Linked DNA regions of Homo sapiens: all the other regions are linked to region 2. A link is an interaction called in ENCODE POLR2A ChIA-PET data of the cell type or tissue named here. Cell type or tissue: A673. All regions are shown on one strand.

What was found. Peaks named below come from ENCODE experiments on the same cell type or tissue, not always from the same donor. Only the 100,000 strongest peaks of a DNase experiment are listed, where the experiment ranks them.
Region 1: POLR2A ChIA-PET joins it to region 2 with 8 read pairs; 3 of 35 experiments call an interaction of 5 or more read pairs at or near these places.
Region 3: POLR2A ChIA-PET joins it to region 2 with 5 read pairs; 1 of 35 experiments calls an interaction of 5 or more read pairs at or near these places.

The regions. Positions count from the first base shown.
Region 1 is chr9:35,167,250-35,171,249 of GRCh38, forward strand. All of the region lies in intron 1 of UNC13B (unc-13 homolog B), which reads left to right. Among named protein-coding and RNA genes, the nearest start is that of UNC13B, 7.2 kb to the left of the region's middle. In A673, no CTCF peak of the experiment used is centred here; no DNase peak of the experiment used is centred here.
Region 2 is chr9:35,365,932-35,369,931 of GRCh38, forward strand. It overlaps UNC13B (unc-13 homolog B), which reads left to right. Exons shown (of 40, transcript NM_001371189.2): 12 at 1,016-1,062. Among named protein-coding and RNA genes, the nearest start is that of RUSC2, 120 kb to the right of the region's middle. In A673, no CTCF peak of the experiment used is centred here; a DNase peak (open chromatin) is centred at 1,740.
Region 3 is chr9:34,184,346-34,188,345 of GRCh38, forward strand. All of the region lies in intron 1 of UBAP1 (ubiquitin associated protein 1), which reads left to right. It overlaps LOC114224 (a long non-coding RNA gene), which reads left to right and starts at 1,930. Exons shown (of 1, transcript XR_158845.6): 1 at 1,930-3,787. In A673, no CTCF peak of the experiment used is centred here; a DNase peak (open chromatin) is centred at 2,106; H3K27ac peaks cover 973 bases.

The sequences.
Region 1 (4,000 bases), 200 kb before region 2:
TTTTTAGTAGAGACAGGGTTTCACCTTGTTAGCCAGGATGGTCTCGATCACCTTACTTCATGATCCGCCTGCCTTGGCCTTGCAAAGTGCTGAGATTACAGGCATGAGCGCCTGGCCAGTGTTAATGTATTTTATGCATGGCCCGAGATAATTCTTCTTCCACTGTGGCCCAGGGTAGCCAAAAGGTTGGACACCCTGGTCTATACCATTCTTTTGAATGGCTGCAGAGTATTCTGTTATATAAGCATACATAATTTAAACAGTTTTATATTGATGATATTCAGGATATTTTTCTTTTCACTATTACAAACAGTGCTACAATGAACATCTTTGTAGGTTTTTTTTTTTTTTTTTTTGAGATGGAGTCTCACACTGTTGCTCAGGCTGGAGTGCAGTGGCGCCCTCTCTGCTCACTGCAACCTCTGCCTCCTGGGTTCAAGCAATTATCCTGCCTCAGCCTCTTGAGTAGCTGGGATTACAGGTGCCTGCCACCATGCCTGGCTAATTTTTTTTTTTTTTTTTTTTTGTATTTTTAGTAGAGAAGGGGGTTTCACTATGTTGGCCAGGCTGGTGTTGAACTCCTGACCTTGTGATCTGCCCTCCTCGGCCCCCCAGAGTGCTGGGATTACAGGCGTGAGCCACCACGTCCAGCCTGTAGATGGTTTTTAAACATTTGTTTTTATTTTTGAGACAGGGTCTTGCATTGTCACCCAGGCTGGAGTGCAGTAGTACGATCGTGGCTCACTGCATCCTCAAACTCCTGGGCTCAATCTGTCCTCCCATCTCAGTCTCCTGAGTAGCTGGGACTACAAGTGCATGCCACCATGCCTGACTAATTTTTCTACTTTTTGTAGGATGGAATTGCCCTATTTTGCCCAGGCTGGTCTTGAACTTCTGGACTCAAGTGATCTGCCCACCTTGGCCTCCCAAAATGCTAGGATTACAGGTGTGAGCCACTGCACCTGACCAGTTTTTTTATTATTAATTTTTTTCTTTCCAACTTTTAAGTTCAAGGGGTACATATGCAGGTTTGTTACATGGGTAAATTGCATATTGCCATATTGCAGGGGTTTCATATACAGATAATTTTGTCACCCAGGTAATCAGCATAATACCCAAATAGGTAGTTTTCAGTCCTTACCCTCCTCCCACTCCATAGATGGTTTTTGTTATATGTTTGGAGATCTCCAATTAGCTTTCCACCTGGACTTTATGTGTAATTTTCTCATTGCTGTTTTCTTTGGCATATAATTATACTCAGTTGGACCAAATGCCTCGGTGTCTCAGATCAACATCCTCAATTAGAGGCAGATCCTTCAGCAGCAGGTAATATTTTTCTATGCCTGTTGAAAAGACCAAAGACTCTGCTCTTGTAAGTAAGTTTGACCTGTGATTTCCATGTACTTTTCTTTCTTATTTGTATTTTATTTTCCATATGAACATGTATTACTTGCTTTTTTTTTTTTTTTTGATACAGGGTCTCACTCTGTTGCCCAGGCTGGGGTGCAGTGGCATGATCACGGCTCACTGCAGTCTTGACCTCCCTGGGCTCAGGTGATGCTCTCACCTTAGACTCCTGAGTAGCTGGAACTACAGGCTTTCTTGTAGAGACAGGGTTTTGCTATGTTTCCCAGGGTGGTCTTGAACTCCTGGGCTCAAGCAATCTGCCTGTCTCAGTCTCCTAAAGTGTTGGGATTAACAGGTGTGAGCCACTGTGCCCGACTGCATTTTTAAAACAGAACAAAACAATGTCACTGGTGAATGGTAACAGGACCAAGTTGATTTATATTATGATTTGCCCTTTAAAAAACTCGTTACTGGACAGGTGAGGTGGCTCATGCCTGTAATCCCAGTACTTTGGGAGGCTGAGGCAAGAGAATCACTTGCATCCAGGAGTTTGAGACCAGCCTGGGCAACATAGCAAGACCCCATTCCTACTAAAAAAATATTTAAAAATTAGCTGTGCGTGTTGACGCATGCCGGTAGTCTCAGCTACTTGGGAGGCGAGGCAGGAGGATGGCTTGAGTCCAAGAGATTGAGGGTGTAGTGAGCCATGTTCATGCCACTGCATTCTAGCCTGGGTAACAGAGCCATCTCAAAAAGTTCATGGCTTATCATTAATCATCCATCTAACTAGACACGTTGATTGTGCATTGATTCTACTCTAGGGAAAGTCCAAAAATATATTTCGGTTTACAGCCATTGTGGAAAGTAGGAATGGTAATGATATTAGAGTTTTCAGACATAGGTATAGGTTGGTCAGATACTTCTCATCTCCTTCCCCCATCCTGCCACCCCCTGCTGAATGTTATTGTCATCTGCCTCAGCTAACTCCTTTTTGCTGGGCTTCCATCGATCGTGGTTCTAGTAGTCCCTGCCCTTAGAGCAGAGCTGTGGCTGTGTTCCTTTCACTTAGGGCCTCAGGAAGTTGATTGTGCTTTGTGTGAGCCAGGCAGTGATGGGGGAAAGGACCAATTTGCTCTGCTATGCTATTGTTATAAACTGTTCTGTTCCTTATAAGTAGCGTATTCTGTAATTTAGTTTCTAAAAATGGGGTTTCTGAAAGTTGGGCTCTTTAGGCCAATAAGCTTAATTTTTATCCTATTTACCTGTGCTGTGTATTTCAGACTTTGAGTTTGTTTAAAGTTTGGGCTGTGTATCATTAGTAAATATTTGTTGGATACTTTCTCTGTGCATGTTTATGACACAAATCTGTATTGTAGATAAGAGGCCACGGAATCTAGATAGGTTTTAAAATGTCTGTTATACAGTGTTCTTATATAAACTCAAATAATCCATTAGGATTATTAGGTCTGATTTGGAATAAGCAGAATAAATTAAGTTCTTCCTTGAGTAGGGAAATAACTGCACTGTCTTGTTTTAACATTTATTTTCACATTGTTATTATTACTGTTTTTTTTTTGTTTTGTTTTTGAGATGGAGTCTCGTTCTGTTGCCCAGGTTGGAGTGCAGTGGTGCAATCTCAGCTTACTGCAACCTCTGCCTCCCAGGTTCAAGCGATTCTCCTGACTCAGTCTCCTGAGTAGCTGGGACTACAGGTGTCCACCACCACGCCTAGCTAATTTTTGTATTTTTAGTAGAGATGGGGTTTCACCATGTTGGCCAGGCTGGTCTCTAACTCCTGACCTCAAGTGATCTGCCCACTGCGGCCTCCCAAAGTGTTGGGATTACAGATGTGAGCCACCACGCCCAGCCTTATTTTATGATTAGTTTTTTGAGACTGGATCTTGCTCTGTTGCCCAGGCTGGAGTGCAATGGTGCGAACATGGCTCTCTGCAGCCTCGACCTCCTGGGATCAAGTGATATGCTCATTTCAGCCTTCTGAGTACCTGGGACTACAGGTGTGAACTACCATGCTTGGCTAATTAAAAAAAAATTTTTTTTAGAGATGGGGTCTTGCTATGTTGCCCAGGCTGGTCTTGAACTCTTGGGCTCAAGCAATCCTTCTGCCTCAGCCTCCTAAAATGCTGGGATTATAGTCATGAGCCACTGTGCATTTAAAGCAAGAGTCTTTGAGTTTGGGGGTATTTTATATATACCTTCTCTTTTTTTTTGAGACAGGTTCTTATTCTGTTGCTTAGGCTAGAGTGCCATGGTGCTAATCAGGGCTCACTGCAGCCTCAATCTTGCCAAGCTCAGGTGATTCTTCCACCTCAGCCTCCTGAGTAGCTGGGACTGTATGCTTGTGCAACCATACATGGCTAATTTTTGTATTTTTTGTAGAGACAGGGTTTTGTCACTTTACCCAGGCTAATCTTCAACCTGTGGAGTCAAGTGGTCTGCCCGCCTCAGCCTCCCAAAGTGCTGGGATTACAGGCATGAACCACTGTGCCTGGCTCCTTTTTTTTTGAGATGGAGTCTCATTCTTTTACCCCGGCTGGAATGCAGTGGCTCAATCTTGGCCCACTGTAACCTCCATCTCCCAGGTTCAAGAGATTCTCCTGCCTCAGCCTCCCAAGTAGGTGGGACTACAGGTGCC
Region 2 (4,000 bases):
AGCTCTGTCCTATCTGTCCCTATTCTCCTCTGTATTGCCTCATTGTTATCCATAACTTCTCCCCACTTTAGCTCTCCAAAACATCACTCACTGTTCAAAGCTAAGCACCTTAATTCTGCCTCCCTTCTGGAGCTCATTTGCTCCAGGATAGTTAGGAGGCAGGGAAGTTGTTGGGAGTGGAAGAAAACAAGGAGGGGCAGGAAGCCCCAGACCTGTTAGCCTGAAAAAAGCATGTGCTATTGGACCTCTGGAGCACTCTGGCAGCTTTGGACCTTTCTGCATGCTGCTTGAAGGATTTGCTTTTGTTTATTTTGTTTTCTTTTGGTACAGAAACCTTTAAAAGGTGATTTTTGAACTGTTCCCTTCCTTGAATTATTTGGTGTCTCAAGTTTCGACTTCTCATTCTAGGGCCTATAGAATTCACTAGAATGATAATCCAAGTGTCTAATCTACCCTGGGTTCTCTTGTTATGTAGAATTTATTAAATAGAGAGAATATACTTAGTGTCAGTGAGTCAGAGGTTCAAGGCACCCAAACTAAATCCAACCACAAAATGAGATAGGAATCCAGAGAGACCAGGTCTGACTCTGGGACATTAAGGGAGTTTAGGAATATAGCTGGAAGAAGACTGGACTCTATATGAAGGTGTCCTTTTGCTTTAGTGAGGCCTGGAAGCCTAAGTAGGCCCTTCTCCTGTGCTTGGTTTACTGCTGTCTACACTAATGGCTCATATAAGAGTGATATGAGTTCTGCCATTCCAGTAGACTTCAGCCCTGCAAACTCAGTGAGCTTTGCCCTATCTCCTATTCACCAAGGAGACAGGTACCACTCATTTCAGCAGCCTGCTTGTTGCCCTGACTGATCAGGACATTGGTTTAGATGTCAGACAGGCTGTCACCACATGGTGAATGTGACTTACACTGCTCTGGGCTTGTACTCTACTGCTCGCTGCTCAGATTACAGGCAATCTCCCATCTTTCCCAGGATCTAACTTGTTTCCTATCTCTTTTTAAAGATTCCAGATGATGGTGACCCCTCTCTGCCTCAGTGGCTCCCGGAAGGGTAAGTAATTCACTGCAAGGTTTCTGTGGATTTTATTCAGTATCTCTTGATGCTTTTAGCTTTTCCCCTGGGAAGCAGGGGAACCAGCTTCATAAGCTGCATCCTGGGGAAGGAAAAGGTTCCACTATAGGTTGGTTGGTTCTCTGAGGCAGAGGAGAGAACTCTGCTGATGGATTCCTTGGAGGCAGAAGAGGGAACTTTGCAGAATGGTTACCCTGGTGCAGGGGAGGGAGCTTTGGGGCCTTCTCATCCTTGCCTCTATAATTTCTGGTCCATCTTTTCATAGTGGTGAAATACTCTTTAAGTAGAACAAAGAGGAAATTAGAAAAATATCTGCATTTGGAAACATTTTCTTTCCATTTCATTTGTTTTTAATTTTTGTAGGTACATACTAGGTGTGTCTATTTATGGGTTACATTAGATATTTTGATACAGGCATACAGTGTGTAATACTCACATCAGGGTAAATGGGGTATCCATCACTTCAAGCAGTTATCCTTTCTTTTTGTTACAATCCACTTACACTCTTTTCGTTATTTTAAAATGTGCAATAAATTGTTGTTGACTGTAGTCACCCTGCTGTGCTATCAATACTAGATCTTATTCATTCTATCCATTCCATTGTTGATGGTGTGGCTGATTAAGTTACTCCTAGGCTTGATCCTGCTCCAGCTGTTGTGAGTCATCTACTTATTCCATTCCACTGTAGTCAGGATATAAGTAACACCCCTTTCTGAGCTCTGTATGTTCTGTCCGTGCTTCTTGTTTGGGAGTTTCAGACCTGTGTGATTGTACCAGAGTCATTTTAAGCTGCTCAGTGTAGCCTGTAACTGACTGTTCTTAAAGAGAGAAGAGAGTTCAAGTACCTTCTCATTCCCCACTCCTTCCCACAAATACCACCAATTAGTTATCTAGACCTTCCTTTTCCCTTTTTCCTACAAAGGCTTCTGACATCAGAAGTCTCAGTAGTTGCTTCCTCTTGTGGCCAGGGAAGAAGAAAGATCAGGTAGATGATCTACTATATTTTTACATGCTCCTTTCCCTTGCAATTTGTCATCTTTAAAAAAAAATTTTTTTTAACTTTTGTTTTAGGTTCAGGGGTACATGTGCAGGTTTGTTATATAGTTAAACTCGTGTCACAGGGATTTGTTGTACAGATTATTTCATCACCCAAGTACTATAACAATAGTTATTTTTTCTGCTCCTCTCCCTCCTCCTACCCTTCACCCTCAAGTAGGCCCGTGTCTGTTGTTACCCTCTTTGTGTCCATGTGTTCTCATCATTTAGCTCCCACTTATAAGAGAGAACATGCAGTGTTTGGTTTTCTGTTCCTGCATTAGTTTGCTAAGAATAGTGGCCTCCAGCTCCAGCCATGTTCCTGCAAAGGACATGATCTCGTTCTTTTTTATGGCCACATAGTATTCTGCGGTGTATATGTATCACATTTTCTTTATCCAGTGTGCCACTGATGGGCATTTAGCTTGATTCCATGTCTTTGCTATTGTGAATAATGCTGCAGCGAACATACTCATCCATCTGTCTTTATGGTAGAACACTGTATATTCCTTTGGGTATATACCCAATAATGGGATTGTTGAGTCGAATGGTTGTTCTGTTTTTAGTTCTTTGAGGAATCACCACACTGCTTTCCACAACGGTTGAACTAATTTACACTCCTGCCAACAGTGTATAAGTGTTCTCTTTTCCCTGCAGCTTTGTCAGTATCTGTTTTTTTTTTTTTTAGTTTGTCTTCTTTTAATCAAGGGTGAATCATTGAATGAGCTACCCCCTTCTTCTTTTATTGAAAGATCATTTATGTTTAAAAAAAAAACTTCTTGCCTTAAGAGATACATATTGTAGTTTCTAGAATTAGCTACAAAGTTGTGGCATCAGTTGCTTCTTCAGTGATCTTTAGTTTTTTTCTTCTAATAATTGTAAAATACACACATGTCAATGGGACATATCCAGACTACTTCTGAATGTAGCTATGTAGTAGTTTTCTAAATGATTCCCTATTGTCTTTCTTCCTTTTCTTTCACCTTCGTCCTTAGAAGCTGTCCTAAGTATAGAACTTCCCTCAGTCTGGTAGTCTCATTAAAAACAAAGCCTACTGCCTATGTTCAGGGAGCTGTTTTATTAGAAATCAGCATATTGAGTGGCCTGTTTCAACTCCTGGACTTGACCCAATTTGTGGTTCCATTCTTTGCCTAGATAGCTACAAGTACCTACTTTTTCTGTTGGGATATTTCTGTCTTTAGACCAGCCGTGGTATACAGCCCAGCTACCCAACTTTCCCAACGTCTTTGCTCTCATTAAAACCAAGTACATGAGTTCTTTGCATTAAGGCCAGAGAGTTTTTTGTTGCTTATCCATCTCATTTTATAGAAGCGTCACCAAGGCCCAAAGTGAAGAAGGAATTTTGGGAGAAGACATAGTACATTAATAGAAGAACTGGAGTTAAAATCCAGGTTATTTCAGTGTAGTTTCTTTTGGGTACATTTTCTGTTTTTATTGCATATTGTTATAAAAGAACAATAAAATTAATCAGTATAGAAAAGGTGTAAAAGTTTTAGAAATGTCCAGCTGCTGTAGCTGTAATTTTTCTCCAGGCTCTGTTGATGTGTCCATAGGGCTAGGCCACACTCATACAGTCCCTTTGCTGTTTCCTTCCTAAATGGTGTTTTGTTTTGTTTTTTCTTCCCTTAGGTGGTCTTTTGGAAGTCTCTCATACCACCTCCCCTATTACACTTGATTATGAGGGCTCCTTTCTCCATGGAGAAGGCTTTTCTTCAGGAGGCCTAGGTAGACAGAACTGGTGACTCTTTTACTCTTGGATGGAGACGGTCTCCTTCTATGTGCCATTGTCTGGTATAGTCTTACTCACCTAGACTCTTGCCGTAGAGCCACCCTGTGGGTTCTGTTCTAGCACAGCCTTGGC
Region 3 (4,000 bases), 1.2 Mb before region 2:
TCTGGGCCGGGCGCGGTGGCTCAGGTCTGTAATCCCAGCACTTTGGGAGGCCGAGGCGGGCGGATCACAAGGTCAGGAGATCGAGACCATCCTGGCTAACACGGTGAAACCCTGTCTCTACTAAAAATAGAAAAAATTAGCCGGGCCTGGTGGCGGGCACCTGTAGTCCCAGCTACTCGGGAGGCTGAGGCAGGAGAATGGCGTGAACCCGGGAGGTGGAGCTTGCAGTGAGCCAAGATCACGCCACTGCACTCCAGCCTGGGCAATAGAGCGAGACTCCGTCTGAAAAAAAAAAAAAAAGAGAGTCTCGCTCTGTTGCCAGGCTGGAGTGCAGTGGCACAATCTCGGCTCACTGTAACCTCCACCTCCCAGGTTCAAGAGATTCTCCTGCCTCAGCCTCCTGAGTAGCTGGGACTACAGATGGTGTGCCACCATGTCCGGCTAATTTTTGTATTTTTAGTAGAGACAAGGTTTCACCATGTTGGCCAGGATGGTCTTGATCTCTTGACCTCGTGATCCTCCCACCTCGGCCTCCCAAAGTGCTGGGATTACAGGCGTGCGCCACCGCGCCCAGCCAATCCTTTTTTTTTTTTTTTTTTTTTTTTTGAGATGAAGTCTCGCTCTTATTCCCCAGGCTGGAGTGCAATGGTGTGATCTCGGCTCACTGCAACCTCTACCTCCCGAGTTCAAGCGATTCTCCTGTGTCAGCCTCCCTAGTAGCTGGGATTACAGGCGCCTGCCACCACGCCTGCTAATTTTTGTATTTTTAGTAGAGATGGTGTTTCACCTTATTCACCAGGCTGGTCTCGAACTTCGGACCTCAGGTGATCTGCCTGCCTCGGCCTCCCAAAGTGCTGGGATTACAGGCATGAGCCACTGCACTCGGCCCTGTTAAAACACTTTACATAATCTCAGTTCTTGGCCAGACACAGTGGCTCATGCCTGTAGTCCCAGCAGTTTGGGAATCCCAGGCGGGCGGATTGCTTGAGCCCAGAAGTTCAAGACCAGCCTGGACAACACAGTGAGACCTGTCTCTACAGAAGTCACAGAAAAATTAGCTGGGATTGGTGGTTCATGCCTGTAGTCCCAGGTACACGAGAGGCTGAGGTAGGAGGATCACCTGAGCTCAGGAAGTCGAGGCTGCAGTGAGCTGAGATCATGCCCCTGCACTCCAGCCTGGGCAACAGAGCAAGATCCTACCTCAAAAGAAATAATCTCGGGCGGGTGCTGTGGGTCATGCCTGTAATCCTGGCACTTGGGGAGGCCCAGGCAGGTGGATCACCTGAGGTCAGGATTTCAAGACCAGTCTGGCCAACACGGTGAAACCCCGTCTCTACTAAAAAGACAAAAATTAGCTGGGCGTGGTGGCAGGTGCCTGTAATCCCAGCTACTCAGGAGGCTGAGGCAGGAGAATTGCTTGAACCTGGGAGGCGGTGGTGGCAGTAAGCCTAGATCATGCCACTGCACTCCAGCCTGGCTGACAGAACGCATCTCTGTCTCAAAAAAAGAAAAACAAACAAACAAACACATTCAGTTCTCACACTTGAATTAGGTAGGTAGGTTGTGTTATGCGTGCTTTTTATGTATTGAGGAAACAGGATCACAGAGGTTGTGTAACTTAACTAAGGTTACAACTAGGTAGACTGAATTTGAACTGAAATCTGTCCAACCTCAATGCCTATGCTGCATTCTTTTATGCCATTTTGCCCCTCTTAGGTGGTCACAGGACCATTCCAATTCCTATAAGGTATAAGCACTAGTTTTAAAGTAATACCATTGTGAACTGCTTGTTCTCATTGAAATAATAGTGTAACTGGAATGATAAATAGTTCATTAAAATTTTAGTCACATTATGTCATCAGAATTCTAGGAGGAAATGAATACCTGATTATTTTGTACTTCACAAAATAAACTGGATAAACTGGATAAATGACTGAAAGTTTCTTTTTTATATTGCTGAGTCAGATTGGATCCGGTTCATTAAGGGCCAAAATTTGTATTTGGCAGTAATCCTCATGTGTTCTCAGAATGCTTGATTGGTCATTATCAGTTGCTTAATGCTTACCAAACACTTCCAGTGTTTTGAGTCACTGAATTGGCTCATGGTAATTGTTAATCTTGTGGTTACTGAGTCAAGAGCCAGCAGTGTGTGTTTTGGCTGCTTCACTTCCTCCTCAACACTTGATATTGTCAGATTTTAAATTAATTTTTTTTTTCTAATCTGGTGGGTTTGAAATTGTATCTATAGTGTTTTTTATCAGCATTTCCTGAAGCTGGGCATCTTTTCATGTATTTTCGTTGGTCATTTGTGCTTCTGCGAAGTGTATATTCAATTTCGTTGCCTATTTTTTTGGTCTTTTCTCTTTTTCTGATTTATTTTTAAGAGTTCTTTATATATTCTGGATACTAATTATTTGTTAATTTATAGGTTGCAAATATCCTTTCCCAATTTGTGACTTGTCTTTTCATCTCTTCATAGTCTTCTGGTGAGAAAAGCTCCTAATTGTAATGAACTGAATTTTTCAGTCTTTCATGGTTTGTGTTTTGTGTTTTTTTTTATTTTTTATTTTTTATTTTTTGAGATGGAGTTTCGCTCTTGTTGCCCATGCGGGAGTGCAATGGCGTGATCTTGGCTCACTGCAGCCTCCGCCTCCTGGGTTCAAGCAATTCTCCTGTCTCAGCCTCCCGAGTAGCTGGGATTACAGGTGCCTGCCACCACGCCCAGCTAATTTCTGTATTTTTAGTAGAGACAGGGTTTCATCATATTGGTCAGGCTGGTCTTGAACTCCTGACCTCAGGTGATCCACCCGCCTGGGCCTCCCAAAGTGCTGGGATTACAGGCGTGAGCCACTGCGCCCGGCTGGTTTGTGCTTGTTGTATCAAATTTGGGAAATCCTTCTTTGCTGCCAGGCATGTTGTTTTAATAAATACAGTAGTATACCTATCTATAATGTGGTATATCTCATCTGACATTTATTTCCAATATTTGCTTGATTACAAAGGCAGACTTCTTAGAAGTTGCTTTCTTATTATCTTTGGAGTTATAGGGCCACAGGGTTTTAAAAGGAGGTTGGATTGTGCCTTACATGTGGGTTTCATACATTGTCCAAACTGAGACACCAACAGATTTGTGAATGAGATGTGCATCTTATTAAATGTTAATGTGATTTGACAATGAGACCTTTCTTTGTGTGGACAGTATTATATACAATTGATAGTGTGTCATTCAGTCTAAGCTGTTAGCACTTTCACTAAAATATATTCAAATTTTTTTTGATGTCTAGTTTTTACAGTGTTGGGCTTTATCAAGAATAGTTGTGGATTGTGGAAGAGCTGATATGGAAACAGAGGAATGTATTTTGCTTTTTTTTTTAAACTCTGTCCGGTTCCTTGGACTTGTGTGTCTCCTATCTTATCAAGAATAATTGTAGATTGTGGAAGAGTTGATATGGAAACATCTTAGAAGAATGTTTTTTGCTTTTTTTAAAAAAAAAAACAAAACTGTCCAGTTCCTTGGACTTGTGTGTCTCCTATCTACCATTAAACCCTTATGACTTAAGGTATATGTATAAATACATATATACATCTTGGTGGCATTGATTTTTCTATGTTGTGTATTAAAGCTGCTAAAAAACATTTTTTCTTTTTTTCAATGAGAAGACTAGTGATTACTTTGACTTTAGGAATTATTCTTCTAAGGAGTCAAGTATTTGATCTGGGCGAGGATCACACTGAAATATAAAACATCTGAGTAATTTGGGTTCACTAAAAAAAAAAAAAAAGAAATGTAAAACAACCACCAGATTAAAAATACACTACAAATACTGTTTACAACCACCAGATTAAAAATACAACACAAATACTGTTTATTTATACAAATAGTATACCTTTGACATTTATGAAAGGCATACTCTTAGATCATTGGGAATCCGTACTTATGTAACTACCATAGTTTATAGTGTCCTTCATGAAATACAGAAAAGTGTAACAGGAAATTTTT